Regions from separate parts of the Homo sapiens genome. Here region 2 is linked to region 1. The links are chromatin contacts, found by Hi-C or POLR2A ChIA-PET in ENCODE. All regions are on one chromosome and are shown on one strand. The core of a region is the stretch at or near the end of the contact, and the rest is flanking DNA. Distances in the headings are between cores, read along the strand shown.

Evidence for each region. Hi-C counts contacts between places; a loop is a spot of excess contacts on that map. ChIA-PET counts read pairs that join two places held with the same protein, here RNA polymerase II (POLR2A). Pooled maps may share reads with other maps.
Region 2: a loop to region 1 is called in a map of naive thymus-derived CD4-positive, alpha-beta T cell, with 13 times the contacts of the local background. The contact joins the promoter of PIK3IP1 here to the promoter of RHBDD3 in region 1. A Hi-C loop is called at or near these places in 1 of 168 maps with a recorded cell type or tissue (naive thymus-derived CD4-positive, alpha-beta T cell) and 7 of 50 pooled maps. POLR2A ChIA-PET finds 5 or more read pairs at or near these places in 2 of 52 experiments (AG04450 and T-cell).

The regions. Positions count from the first base shown.
Region 1 is chr22:29,265,580-29,272,086 of GRCh38, forward strand. RHBDD3 (rhomboid domain containing 3) reads right to left here and starts at 2,402. Exons shown (of 7, transcript NM_012265.3): 1 at 2,169-2,402; 2 at 1,847-1,998; 3 at 1-89. The coding sequence starts at 47. It overlaps EWSR1 (EWS RNA binding protein 1), which reads left to right and starts at 2,689. Exons shown (of 17, transcript NM_005243.4): 1 at 2,689-2,770. The coding sequence starts at 2,758. RefSeq lists enhancers at 2,281-3,152, 2,545-2,604, 2,715-2,774, 4,237-4,286 and a silencer at 2,945-3,034.
Region 2 is chr22:31,290,138-31,296,644 of GRCh38, forward strand. PIK3IP1 (phosphoinositide-3-kinase interacting protein 1) reads right to left here and starts at 2,351. Exons shown (of 6, transcript NM_052880.5): 1 at 2,138-2,351; 2 at 1,043-1,159; 3 at 828-947. The coding sequence starts at 2,207. It overlaps LOC105372997 (a long non-coding RNA gene), which reads right to left. Exons shown (of 4, transcript XR_001755493.3): 2 at 5,804-5,860; 3 at 3,593-3,684; 4 at 2,807-3,015. RefSeq lists enhancers at 344-543, 1,684-1,733, 5,354-5,403 and silencers at 594-823, 1,004-1,123.

The sequences.
Region 1 (6,507 bases), core at 1,152-3,651:
AGAGGCAGTGCTGGGGACAGTTGGCCATGGGGGCCCCTGGCATGCATCGCTTGGTTGAGGACGGTCAAGGGTGGTCCTGGGGCTGTGTGCTGGGGATAAAAGAAAACAATAACAAGTTATTACTGGAGCTTTTATCTCACCAATACCCTCTCAAGCACCTTATCAACAGCCCTATTTTACAGAGGTGGAAACAGGCTGGAGACGCAGGCCCAGCAGCTTGGCCTTAGTGGAGCTCAGACCCTAACCCATGCGCTCATAAGCCATCTTACCATTCCACTCACCTCTGTTTAAGGACTGGCAGGGGACAGGCATAGAGACTTCTGAGTCCTGATAGGCCCTGAACTCCCAAAAAGAGGGGTTCAGGCCCTCACCCCCCAGGGCGAATTCAGGGCCATCTCTAGCCCTCTTCTGTCCTCCCCCTTCCCTCAGACTACTACCTCCCTCCTTCCTCCCCTCCCCTGTTCCCAGCCTTAATGCTCCAGATGGTTTCAGTTGCCCTTGACCCTGGGGTGGGGCCAGACAATGGGCAAGCCGACAGGGTAAGGGGTAGGGCAGATGGGCAGAAGTCCCACATCTTGAGCCATACTCAGAGACCTGCGACTGAGACATCCCCTTTGAGGGTGAACCCATCCACTGTAAGCCTCCTCCTGCTTCCTTACTGGCACAGCCCCTCTGGCCCTGGCTCCCCTTTCCACAGGAAGGGTACAGTATGCGCTCCACCTCTTTCTGCTCTGTGTCCTGAGGCAAGTTTCCAACCTCATCTTTTTACAGATGAGCCTCATTTTACAGATGAGCCTCTCCTTTCTCATCTGTAAAATGGAAATTCATAAATTCTTTTCCTCAGAGTATGATGAAATAAAAAGGAATAGGCTAAGGCAGGCCCTGGCCCACAACTCTTCCTCCATAAACCATAGCAATCCGCACTAATCATGGCAGGCGTCTGTAGCCACCAACTGGCCCATCGAGAAGGCCTCAATATGGAGGTGGCTGCTCCAGCCTAGCTGGTCCCAGCTTTGGCCCTCAAACATGGCCTTTCCCTGCCCACCAAAGCAAGGCCTTCTCCCCCGTGCTGTTCTCTTGCATCCAGCCTGTCCTCCAGGGCCTGTAGGTCTTCACCCCTGGTCAGGCCTCTCGGTCCCAGGACTCCCACTGAGCTGATTCAGGGCAGGAAGCAGGATCCCAGAGAGACAAGAAGGCTGCCTAATTTGCTCCCCTGCCAAGCGCCTTCTCCACATCTACCAGTTTCCTGCAGGAAAAATGTGGAAAGCTCCTCTGCCTGCATTGTCCTTCCCTCCATTTTGCCAGCAGGCAAACTCCTATTTCACCCTTGGAAGCCCAGCTCAAATATCCCTTCCCCTCCTCTGGCCCCCTAACATCATGGATCTTATCCTTAGGAGCACAGCTTGGCCAGTCTGTCTCCCTAGGCAGGTGGTCTGAGCTCATGGCTCCTCTGATCCAACCCCACATTCCCCAGGGTATTCACAGCACACAGCCAGTGCTTTATATATGTTCACTGAAAAAAGGACACTAGCTTGGCTCCTGGTCCTGCCGAGGGATTTGAAGGTGAACCCTGCCCTTCGCGGACCCGGGCATCCACCTAGGGGGCTGGGGCTAGAGGTCCAGGAAGGTGGGCAGGGTCAGCCTTGCCTGGAGGCAGGGTTTGGGGCCAAGGCACCCACCGTAAACCTCCTCCTGCATCGACACCTCACAACCATTCCCCAGCTCTGGGCACCTTAGCAAGGGTGAAGGGCTTACCCGTGGACACTCGGAACTGGGACTTGAGCCCCCTGGACCTCACTTTCTTCAATCTATGAAACGGGGCAGTGCACCACCAGGCCCTGCCTACCTTACTGGGAAGCCGGGAGGGCAGAATGGAAAGACAAGGACGGAGATTCTTCCGGTGGCGGATAGAGTAGGGGGTCCCAGGATCTGTCTGGTTCGAACTCAGCTGGTGACTTTGCAGAGATACTCAATTTCCTTGGGCCTCAGTTTCCCCTTCTGTAGAAACAAGGATATCGGATGAGGGATGATTAAAGGGCCTGCTCCACCTCGACCGTTACCGGGGATAGGGTCTCGGGGCCAGGCACGGCGTTCGAGGCCTCCCACCCAGCCGACCGGCCTTGGGGACCCTTCCCCGCTGGCCCGGGCCACGCGTCCCGGGTACTCACTGCAGAGCGCGCCCGGCAACCCCGAAAGGCCGGTCGGGGACCCCGGCTGGGAGTCAGGACTCTAGCTCCCGGGCGCGACCCGAGAACCCTGAATCCATTCCGCGCACACCCGGCCGCGTGACCCCTGCCGACCGGCTGGCGCGCCACCCATTCCCCGCGGCCCGCGGATTAGTCAGCAGTTGTTCTAGTCCGGGTCCCTTCCCCCAGCCCTCCCGCCGATCTCCGTCTCCCTGCAGGGCCGACTCTTCAGCGACCGTCCCTAGAGCCAGCGGACGGAACCATTCCAAACAGCCTAGTCTCGTGCTGAGAGCCTCTCCGGTTTCACGCTGAGACCCGCTCACCCCCGCTCTGGCCCCTTAGATGCTATTTTGGCCCGAGTGTCACGTCGGGCGCTCTTTAGAGAGGACTGGGACAAGAGTTGCGGACGCGAAGAACGAGTAAGCGGTGGTTCATCCCTCCTGACCCCACCCCCGTGGCCTGGCCCGATGGTCGCGCCCGGGGTTGCGAGATTTGCGCCTGCGCAGTGCGGCGCCTAGAGGGAAAGCGAGAGGGAGACGGACGTTGAGAGAACGAGGAGGAAGGAGAGAAAATGGCGTCCACGGGTGAGTATGGTGGAACTGCGGTCGCGCCGGCGGTAGCCGGAACGCCCAAACTGGGGGTCGTTCGTCTCTGGGCTTGGCTGGGAAGACTGAGTGGAGTTGCCGAGAGGGGGTTGAGGCACCCGCCGCGGCCCGACGAGCTCGGGGATCCGCATTCCTCTCCCCTCCCCCAACCGGGCGGGCCGGTTCTGGAATCTTCCGGCGCCCGTGGCGCGCGGGGGGCTTGCTGCGGCGGGGGCGCGCGGGGCCCGCCTTGGCCTCCATTGTGTGGCGGTCCTCGCGCCCTGAGCTCCGGGCCTCCCGCCACGTGGGCGGGGCCTGCGGCCTTCGAGGCCCTGCGTGAAGGGGAGGATTTGGCCAGGCCTCAAGCCGGTCACTATGAAACCGCCGGGGGGCCCGCAGGCTGCTGTCCCTGTGAGGCCTCCCTCCCCGTTTTCAGGGTTTCCTGAGAAACCAGGGGAAAAAGCAAATAAAGATACCGTGGATTTGTGGGCCGAGGGGTGCCGGCCTATGAGCGGGAGCCCCGTCATCCTTAAGACCCAGTCGGCTGGGGCGTCTGGCGCTGCCGAGCTGCCCCCTCTGTGGCTTCCAGCCCCAAGCCGAACTTCTGCTCGCCTGGGCTTTAGACAGAATGTGCTTCCCTCCTCCAGGGCCCCCAGTTTGCCGCTTTCTTGGGCTTCTCCATTTTTATCGTTATTAATCCACGTCCTCCCCTCCCCCAAAACCAATTAAGTGGCTTCCCAGGGCCCTTTTTCTGCAAACGCCGAGGGACATCCGTTGTATAATAAGGCCAGCCTGGGTCGAGAGACGAGAAACGCTACCAGAAAGATATTTCTGGTCTCTCTGACCTAGGAGGAACAAAAGGCCGAGCCTTCATTTGAATTATGTTTCAGCAGTGGCCTCGCACGTTTATTCGCCTGCGTTAGGCCGGCAGGCCTGTTGATTTCGTAGGTCGACAGAGGAGAGGGGAAAAAAGGCCAGTAGAAGCAATCTTAAAGGCACTTGCAAGCAAGCCCCGGTTGGGAACTCCAAAATGGGAGTAGAGTGGTCCTTGATGGAAGGAGCGTTTAAGAGTGTCGCCTAGCCATCACCTGCAGTTCGCAATCTGTGGGTACACTAACCCGCGAAAATTGGCAGGGTGGAGCATTTTTGCCCCGGGGGTATTCTCAGGCCACCTGGTTCCAGGCCTTAGAGACAGTGGGAGAAGATGAGAAGGAAGACAGGAAAAGTTCTGGGCACTCCAGAGTTTTTGGAGTCCAGAATCCAGCAACTTAAGGACAGTTTAAGAATTCTCCCCATCTGTGGTCAATAAACAGGTAAGTGTTGGCTGTTCGTGCCGGGATACCAAAGAGTGGATACCAAAGAGTGCCGGTAGAAGAGAGGACTGAAATACCACAGCTAACCTCCCGGTGGGAAGTGGTTTCCTAGGTGCCCTATCCACCCTCTTCTGCTCTGCAAAAGCCTGAAAAGGCAAAACGTGTGCGTTGACATTTTTGCGTGGCTGGACGTGCCTTTTTTCAGTCAACTTTGTTCAAACCTTGTTCACCAGTAACTACCATGTGCTGTACTGTATTAGAATTACAGTTGTGGTTTCTGTTGACACAAAGTAAACACATTAGGCCTGGCTGGGGGGGCCTTCAGAGAGTCACATAAGTAATCTGGTCCTTAGTTTCCTTTCCTGTAAAATACAGAAGTTAGGCTAGACCTCTTAAGCTTTTGAGCCCTTCTGACCTTCCAGCATAAGCATTCCACAAATTTGTCCTATGCTGACTTCAGCTCAGGTACTGTGAAGCTCAACTCAGGTAGTGTGAAGCAGCTTCCATAGTGACTGCTCTAAAGTGTTAAACCGTTGCCTTGGGTTAATAATAGAAGTTTTCTCTCCTCGTATGTTATCTCATGTAGAAAAGTACGTAAAGCATATATATCCAGTGCAACAAAGAATTGGAATGCAGACTCGCAGCAATCTAGAACCCCCAGCGCTCAATCACAGTGAAGTGATTTTTAGTGAAGTCAGTGGCTCACTTTTGGGGGTTAAAAACGAACACGGTTGCTGAATAATCTGACCAGTTTGTAATTGTATTAGGTTGGTGCAAAAGTAATTACGTTTGCATCAACCTAATAGCTTGCTTGAGGGCCTGTGATGTTTGTGTGCTCTAGGAAGATAAATGTAAGTTCATGAAACAAATTTGCTACCTTCTATAGCCCACCAGTTAGTATAGGGCCGAATCCTGTGGTTTCTCACTGATAAGAGGTCATTGGTTGTTCCATATCAGCTTTGCCAGTTTGATGTTTTACATAACTGCTCTTGCGTAAAAGTCGTCTTGCAAACGTTGAACTTACATGACAGTGATTTACAATCACTTCTCAAGCAAAGACCTCAACAAAACGTGGGTTAAAATATTTGATGTTAAATGATTCATTGCTGTGTTTATTTTGTAGATGCCACATGGAAAAAATGATCTGCATTTAGTTTTAATGTCAGAGAGAGTATGACTTGTAGTGCTATTGAAAATGCCTTTAAGATTGTCATGAACAGATTATTTTTTTCATTATAGGTTAGCCTTTGGGCAGTTGATTTGTTCCTCTTGGTGATTCAGGGTTTTGAGTTAAGAGTGTGTACAAAGGAAAGAAAGTAGTCCAGTAAAGTACAGAGAGGTAGGCAGATAAGCCAACGTGAAGAGATGGATTCAGCAAAGCTCTCTCAGGCCGCCGAGGGATTGTGAGGCTGGCTTTGGATTCCATGAAGTGGATGCCATGAAGAGCTGTCAATTGTTGGTTTTGGATGAGGGACTACTTTCTGATTGGAAAATAAAGGACCCCTTTTTTCCGTCCTAATGGCAGTACTGTCTTCAGACAGAACAAGATATGTGTTCTTGTGGAGAAGAAAGAATTGGGCAGAATTTTCAAAAATAATTACTTTAACTGCCTTTAAAAAAAAACTAAATTTATCTAACTTTAATGCAGTAGCGCTCTGAAAACTATTTTCCGTTTGTTTTTACTACTTGTAGACACCTCAGTGGACCAGTTTTTGGTCCCTTTGGATGCATGTTATAAATTTCATAGGAAAAGGAAAATTATAGGGAGGTTTACTTAGATAAGGGATGAAAATTCATGTCTTTTTTTTAAGTTGAAATCATTTTGAGTTGTATGAAAGACAATGGTGTTACCAAATTTTTCCCAGAAAGACTAAATGCTTTTTCTTCTTTGCCAGTCTTCAGGGTTCTGCCTTAGCTCTGCTTCACCAGGGTTTATAATATATCTAGCTTTTAAGTTGCTGCACAAATATAGTTCTGACACAGCAAACCCTTTAAAACACTGGAGTGTGGTGACTGCCTTCTTGTCTGCCATTCCGTTTCACTGTCGTTGAGCTAGGGAATGATGGTTTGTCTAACTTGCTAAAGTGAGGGGAGTGAAAACTAATTTTTGAGGAGAGGTAGGTTCTAACGTAACCAATCTAGTGTTAAACTTTGTATTATTGTTGCATGCCTCCGTTTTATATGAGGGTAGAAACTTCTGATCCTGTTAGTAGATCTTGTTGTCAGTCTGTGATATTGATGATCATCCTGTATTTTAAATGACAGTTGGGATTGGGATGGGTTTTGTGGTCATGGGAACATAAAAAGTATACCTGCCAAATCAGCTGATCTTGACCTCATTAGCTAGTCCCACAGTCAAATGTTGAGTTTAACTGGTTTAGACTTTTTTTTCTGTTAGATGTTGAGAGGTAAGGGGGACTCATT
Region 2 (6,507 bases), core at 1,101-3,600, 2.0 Mb after region 1:
CCAGCACTTTGGGAGGCCAGACGGTCGGATCACCTGAGGTCAGGAGTTAGAGAGCAGCCCGGCCAACATGGTGAAACCCCGTCTCTACTAAAAATACAAAAATTAGCTGGGCGTGGTGGTGCACGCCTGTTATCCCAGCTACTCAAGCGGCTGAGGCAGGAGAATCACTGTAACGCGGAAGGCGGAAGTTGCAGTGAGCCGAAATTGCGCCACTGCACTCCAGCCTGGGTGACAGAACGAGACTCCGTCTCAAAAAATAAAAAATAAAAAATAAATGCTTTATTTTGATTATCCCATTTAAACCTAGAAAACTCTCTTGCTGCTTTGGGAGCAAAAAGCCTGCGCTCTGGAATCTAAGAAACGTGAATTCAAATCTGTCCCCTGCCATTGCCTTTGGTAAATCGCTTAACTTCTCTGAAGCTCAGATGCCTCAAACGACTTCTTCCCGCGGTGTGTGTCAGGGGAGGTTGGGGAGCTGGGGTTGTGAGCAGTGTGGGTCTAGCACACTGCAGACGCTCCGCAAACGGTCAATAAACGCTGAGGGGCCAAAAGCCACTCCTCAGGACGCGCGGCGGAGAGACCTAGCCTCACCCCAGCCTCGCCCCGCGCAGTTGTTTACAAGCGCTCGCGGCGGATGAGCTCATACGAGTGGCGGCGGCGGCCAATAGGCTTTGAGCCCCGCGGCCTGGAGACAGCCCTGGCCAATCGGACGGCGCGGAGGCGGAGCGGGGCCGGCCGGCATCGCGCGGCCGCACGTGCGCCACGAGTGTCTCAGCCGCTTCCTGTCAGCGCCAGGAGCGGGGATTCCCGGGGTCCCGGGCAGGTACCTGGACAGCGCAGGTCCTCGCAAGGCCGTTTCTCAGGGACGCCGGCCTCGCCACTGACGTAGCACCAGGGCCCGCGCGGGTCCTCGTCCGGGTTTCGGCAGTAACTGTGATTGCCGGCCCCTAAGAGAGGAGAGAAGGAAATGTGTGCCGGGGCTGGCACCGGGAACGCGGCCGCCGCCCGCCAGCCCCGGGGCCGTCCCCCGGAGGACACTTACCCGACACGGGGGCCGAGGCCAGCCCGCTCTGCGCGTCCAGCCAGTTGAGGCAGCGGAGGCCCGGCGCGGGGGAGGTCTGGTCCTCCCGGTACAGGTGGCCGTTGTCCCAGAAACAGCCTGTGAGGAAAAGAAGCCCCCGGACACAGAATAGCGGGCAGCGAACGGAAGACGCCCAGCGTGGCGGACAGGGGAGCCGGGACCACCCGGGCTGAACCTCAGCCTGGTTAGGGGACCCCGGGCCCTGCTGGGCCTCCCTCTCCTCTCGTGGCAACACCCCCACGCCCCACGCACCCCCCCCCCCCAACTCCACGCACACCTCAGGGTGTGAAGCCCCCAGCCTGTGCCTGTCCCCCAGTCAACGCTCAGAGACTGTTAGGTTTTATTTATTTTTGAAACCTGGAAAGCGCTGCAGAAGTGCAAAGCGTTGTTACTCTTGAACTTGTGACCACTTTGGAGGAGGAGATGGAGAGGAGGAGGCCTGGCTTAGGGTCCCTTTGAGGAGCTGGGAGTTTTGGGACGGGGGGCGCCCAGACGTGACATTTGTCCCTGTGTTGTAATGGCCACGTTACATAAACTCCGGTGTTTCCTCCTTCACGGATACGGCCACCTTCTGCCCGTTTAAAAGGCAAATACTCCCTCCCAGGAGAATTCTCCAGGAGCCTTGACTCCGTCAGGCAAAAGATTCAAGACAGCCTCAAACGGAGGAAACCGGCCTCATCGCTGACTGGATGAGACTCCAAGCTCCCACTCCCCTCTGCAGGAGAACCACAGAAGGAGGCTGGGGAAGGAGGACCACACCATGCAAAGGGCTTAGAAAGAACAGGACTTGGGGAGTAGGGGAGATGAACCCCCAAGCTCCATCCACTCATGAGCAAGGAAAGGCAGAGAGAAAGTGGCTTCTTGCCTTTGTTCTTAATGGCAAAGATGGAGCTGCAAGCCCCTGACAAGGAAAGGAGGGGTGGAAAAGCTTTCACGGGACAACAGAAACCGGCTAAACGCTTCGTTTCCTGTCATCCTGGCCCTGTTTGGGAAATAGGGGGCTTTACCCCTTCTGTTTCATGAAGTTGCTGCGGAAAGGAAAGATTGTAATCTCACCTCCAGATCCATAGGCTTCTGCTAGGAGCATGTTGCTGACGAGGAATGCTTGTACCCAGGCCAACAGCATCCTTGCCTCCTTCGTCTTGCAGGTGATTGAACGACCAGTGTTTAACCGAGGCCCCCTTGGCGGCGGCTCTGCCTCCCAGTCCCAGCCTTGCAGTCAGACCTGCCCTTGTTATGCTGTTCTGGTAAACAGCCTCTCTTTAGAACTGGGAGCTTCCCAGCTAGCTTGCTGCAGCGCGAGCTGTTTTTCAGCTGAAAGGCGCCCCCTGGGTCCTAAGCCTCCTAGGTCATGCAAAATCTAACTGAGCCAAGAAAGGAACTCAGCCAAGAGATATGCAGGTTGTGCTTAGCAGCCGATCAGTTTGAGACCTGCGAGGCCGCATCCCCAGGGTTTTTCATCTCTTCTGTTTCCATTTGTGTGAGTACAGAAAAAATAATTCTATCAAGGGGCATCATGGGATGTGGGAAATTATAAGCACTAAAACACAGAACAACTTAGGGAGCTATGCACCCAGGAGGAATTCATGACCACATAGGGGGGAAAAAATAAGAGTTTCTGGTGGGGAGTGGAGTAATAGTTTTTTTTTTTTTCTTTTCTTTTCTTTTTGAGACAGAGTTTCACACTGTCGCCCGGGCTGGAGTGCAATGGCACAATCTCGGCTCACTGCAACCACCTGCCGGGTTCTCGCAATTCTGCCTCAGTCTCCGGAGTAGCTGGATTTTTTTTTTCCCTCACTCTATAGGAAATCCATTTGCTGTAATTTATATCCATCATTAAATCTCACCATATCCATTTGACTTAGGCCTTTTGGAGTTAGGCAGAAGGGCCCTTCTTCCTGTTTGGCTGACAGCTCCCAGGCAGCCTCAGTAAACTGAGAGAGAGAGCAGAGTGATTCGTCAAGACTACCTTGTGACAGGGGCACACCACCACAACCCAGCTAATTTTTTGTATTTTTAATAGAGACGGGGGTTTCACTGTGTTGGCCAGACTGGTCTTGAACTCCTGACCTCGTAATCCACCTGCCTCGGCCTCCCAAAGTGTTGGAATTACAGGTGTGAGCCACCGCGTTCGGCCGAGTAACACTTTATACCCATCCTTGAAAAAGAAAAAGGGCCTTTATGAACACTGACACTTAAAAAAAAAAAAAAAAAAAAAAAAAAAAAAAAACAGTGTAACTTGGCCAGGGTCAAATCTGTCACATTGCTTTTTCTTACATTTGAGGTTTTTTGGGGTGTTGTATATAGTAGGACTATAGAAGGAGTATCTTTAGTTGAAAACACATGTTATGCAAACATGGAAAAATTTGCTCAGCTACATTGTAATAGTCTACCCTTTCTGCCAGCCCTAAATTGTATAGAGGAATTTAAGTAAAATGTTTGCTTTTTTTTTTTTCCCTCACCCTATAGGAAATCCATTTGCTGTAATTTATATCCATCATTAAATCTCACCATATCCATTTGACTGAGGCCTTTTGGAGTAGGCAGAAGGGCCCTTCTTCCTGTTTGGCTGACAGCTCAAGTTCCCAGGCAGCCTCAGTAAACTGAGAGATAGAGCAGAGTGATTCGTCAAGACTACCTTGTGACTCAGTCAGATCCCAAAATAGAAATGGGGAAACTCTGTTTCAATCTTGCAGGCTGTAATTTAAGGAGGAAAACAACTAATTTTTTTTTGGGTGGGGGGGACAGAGTCTCTGTCTCCCAGGCTGGAGTGCAGTGGCACCATCTCGGCTTACTGCAACCTCCACCTCCCAGGTTCAAGCAATTCTCCTGCCTCAGCCTCCCAAGTAGCTGGGATTAAAGGTGTGCGCCACCACGCCTGGCTAAATTTTTTTTTGTATTTTTTTAGTAGAGATGGGGTTTCACCATGTTGGCCAGGCTGGTCTCAAACTCCTGACCTCAGGTGATCCACCCACCTTGGCCTCCCAAAGTTCTGGGATTACAGGTGTGAGCCACCATGCCTGGCCACTTTACTAAATAAATTTTAAAAGCTTTATCAGGGAAGAAAACTAGTGTCAATTCAACTAATCTGAGGTGAATCTGAATTCACTACACTCATAGAAAGGATAGAGAGATACATTTAATTCACTCTTTAAAATAGTTTACTGATAATGTTTGATCCCTTTCGTCCATTTAATAAGATAGATTGCTTTGTTTTTGCAATCACTCTCCTATCTCCCCACCCAAGCTTCTGATCCTCTGACTCTTGACTTGGTCTACCCTGTGAATTACACCCTAGAGTCTGTAAATTTATTCACACATATTCATACACAGATACGGTAGCATTTTAAAATTTGGCCAGGTATAGTGGCTCACACTTGTAAATCCCAGCACTTGGGAGGCCAAGGTGGGAGGATGAGCCCAGGAGTTTGAGACCAGCCTGGGCAACATAATAAGACCCTCATCTCTACAAAAAAAAAAAAATAGGTAGGTGTGGTGGCACTCATCTGTAGTCCCACCTACTGAGGTGGGAGGATCATTTGAGTTCAGGAGTTGGAGGCTGCAGTGACCTGTGATCATGCCACTGCACTCCAGCTTGGGCAACAAAGAGAGACCCTGTCTTAAAAAAAAAATTTATTTTTTTTGAGACAGAGTCTTGCTCTGTTGCCCAGGCTGGAATGCAGTGGCGCCATCTCGGCTCGCTGCAAGCTCCGCCTCCTGGGTTCACGCCATTCTGCCTCAGCCTCCCGAGTAGCTGGGACTACAGGCGCCCGCCACCACGCCCGGCTAATTTTTTGTATTTTGTTTAGTAGAGACGGGGTTTCACTGTGTTAGCCAGGATGGTCTCGATCTCCTGACCTCGTAATCCGCCTGTCTTGGCCTCCTAAGGTGCTGGGATTATAGGTGTGAGCCACTGCGCCTGGCCAAAATTTTTTTTTAATTTAACAATTCCAATATAATAGGGATTTTTAAATTTTATTAATTTTACAAATATTTTTGAGAATCTGCTACATGCTAAATATAGTTGTAGATACTGGGAATACATCTGTGAACAAAATATTTGAAATCTCTGCCCTCATGAAGCTTATATTCTAATTGGGAGAGACATGATAAACATGTAAAATATTAGGTAATCTTAAGCGTTATGCGAAAAAAAGTGAAGCAGAGTAAGGGAGAGAGTAACAGGGTGATATTCCACTTGCCAAAGAAAGCATATACTATTTTCAGGGAAGTAGTAGGATATTTCTATAGCAAAAAGCTGAAGGGGAAGGGCTCTTTGCACAATTTTTGGTGGGAGGGGTCCTATGTTTACTCTTACAGTGCAGCAGGAGACATATGATGTGCATTTTGTTTCATTACATAAAATACAGGCTTGAGGAAATGAGAGTAGTTTTAAATTTCAGAACAGCAGAAGGTTCTTTGAAGTTGGTCACTCAGCACGTAATGTATTGCCTTTGTATGCAGCGAGGGTTCATTTATTGATATCTGATGAAATGCTCCTCCTTAGATTTTGAAGGGCTACTTTTGCTGGATTGTAATACTTTTCCCTCTGATTACGGTAGAGACAGGCTATAACAGGCCAGCACTTGTACTAGTTTCAGATTATCTACCATGCCTATGTAGGGATGCTAGTATTTCTACCTCAGAAGCCCAAGGCTTCTTTACCTGTTGCTGTTGTCATCTAATTTTCCTATTTAAAAAATACTATTTTCCCTAACTTACCTTGATACTCAGCAAAACCATATTTTGTGTCATGTGTCTTATCAGGAACAGCACTGCCTAGAAAAGATACAAAGCCAGAAGATTTTTTTCAGCTTAGTCATGTCTATTTTTTCTCCCCTGTAACTAAGACATTTATCAGCATGATTGATTGGATTTTTTTAGGGGGCGAGGGAATGAAGGACTTGATTCTCAGTCCTTCAGAGATGTACTCTAACAGGTTCAGTACCTTCCTTCCTCAAGGCAATCAGATTTGGTTTAGAAATGTGCCTCTTGTCTTTTTCTGATGATCCAGATTTGAACTTTGCTCCATTTATTGGGGCAAGATGGCCATATTTTATGGCCTGTAGTTAGCGCAGACTTCAGATTTCTTCTGAAAATATCACGGCAATAATAATGTGATACAGTGCTACTCAAATACTTAAATTTTGAGTTGTTTATATCCTTGAAGACAACATTGTGAAACATAATACTCATATCCTCAGTTTCGTATTAGATGATTACTAATCCAGAGACAAAGCTGTGCGATGAAATCAGGAAATATTCTCCAGAGTGTTTCCCAAGAAGGATGGGCACTTCATTTTGTTAACAGGATATGTTAGTGAGTGAACTCTAATAAGGAAGTTATAAAGCTGTTAAAAGGCTTAAGAATCCTTTTTTGTCAGCAAAAGAGGGCCAAAGTGTTGGTAAAAATCTTTGGAATAAGA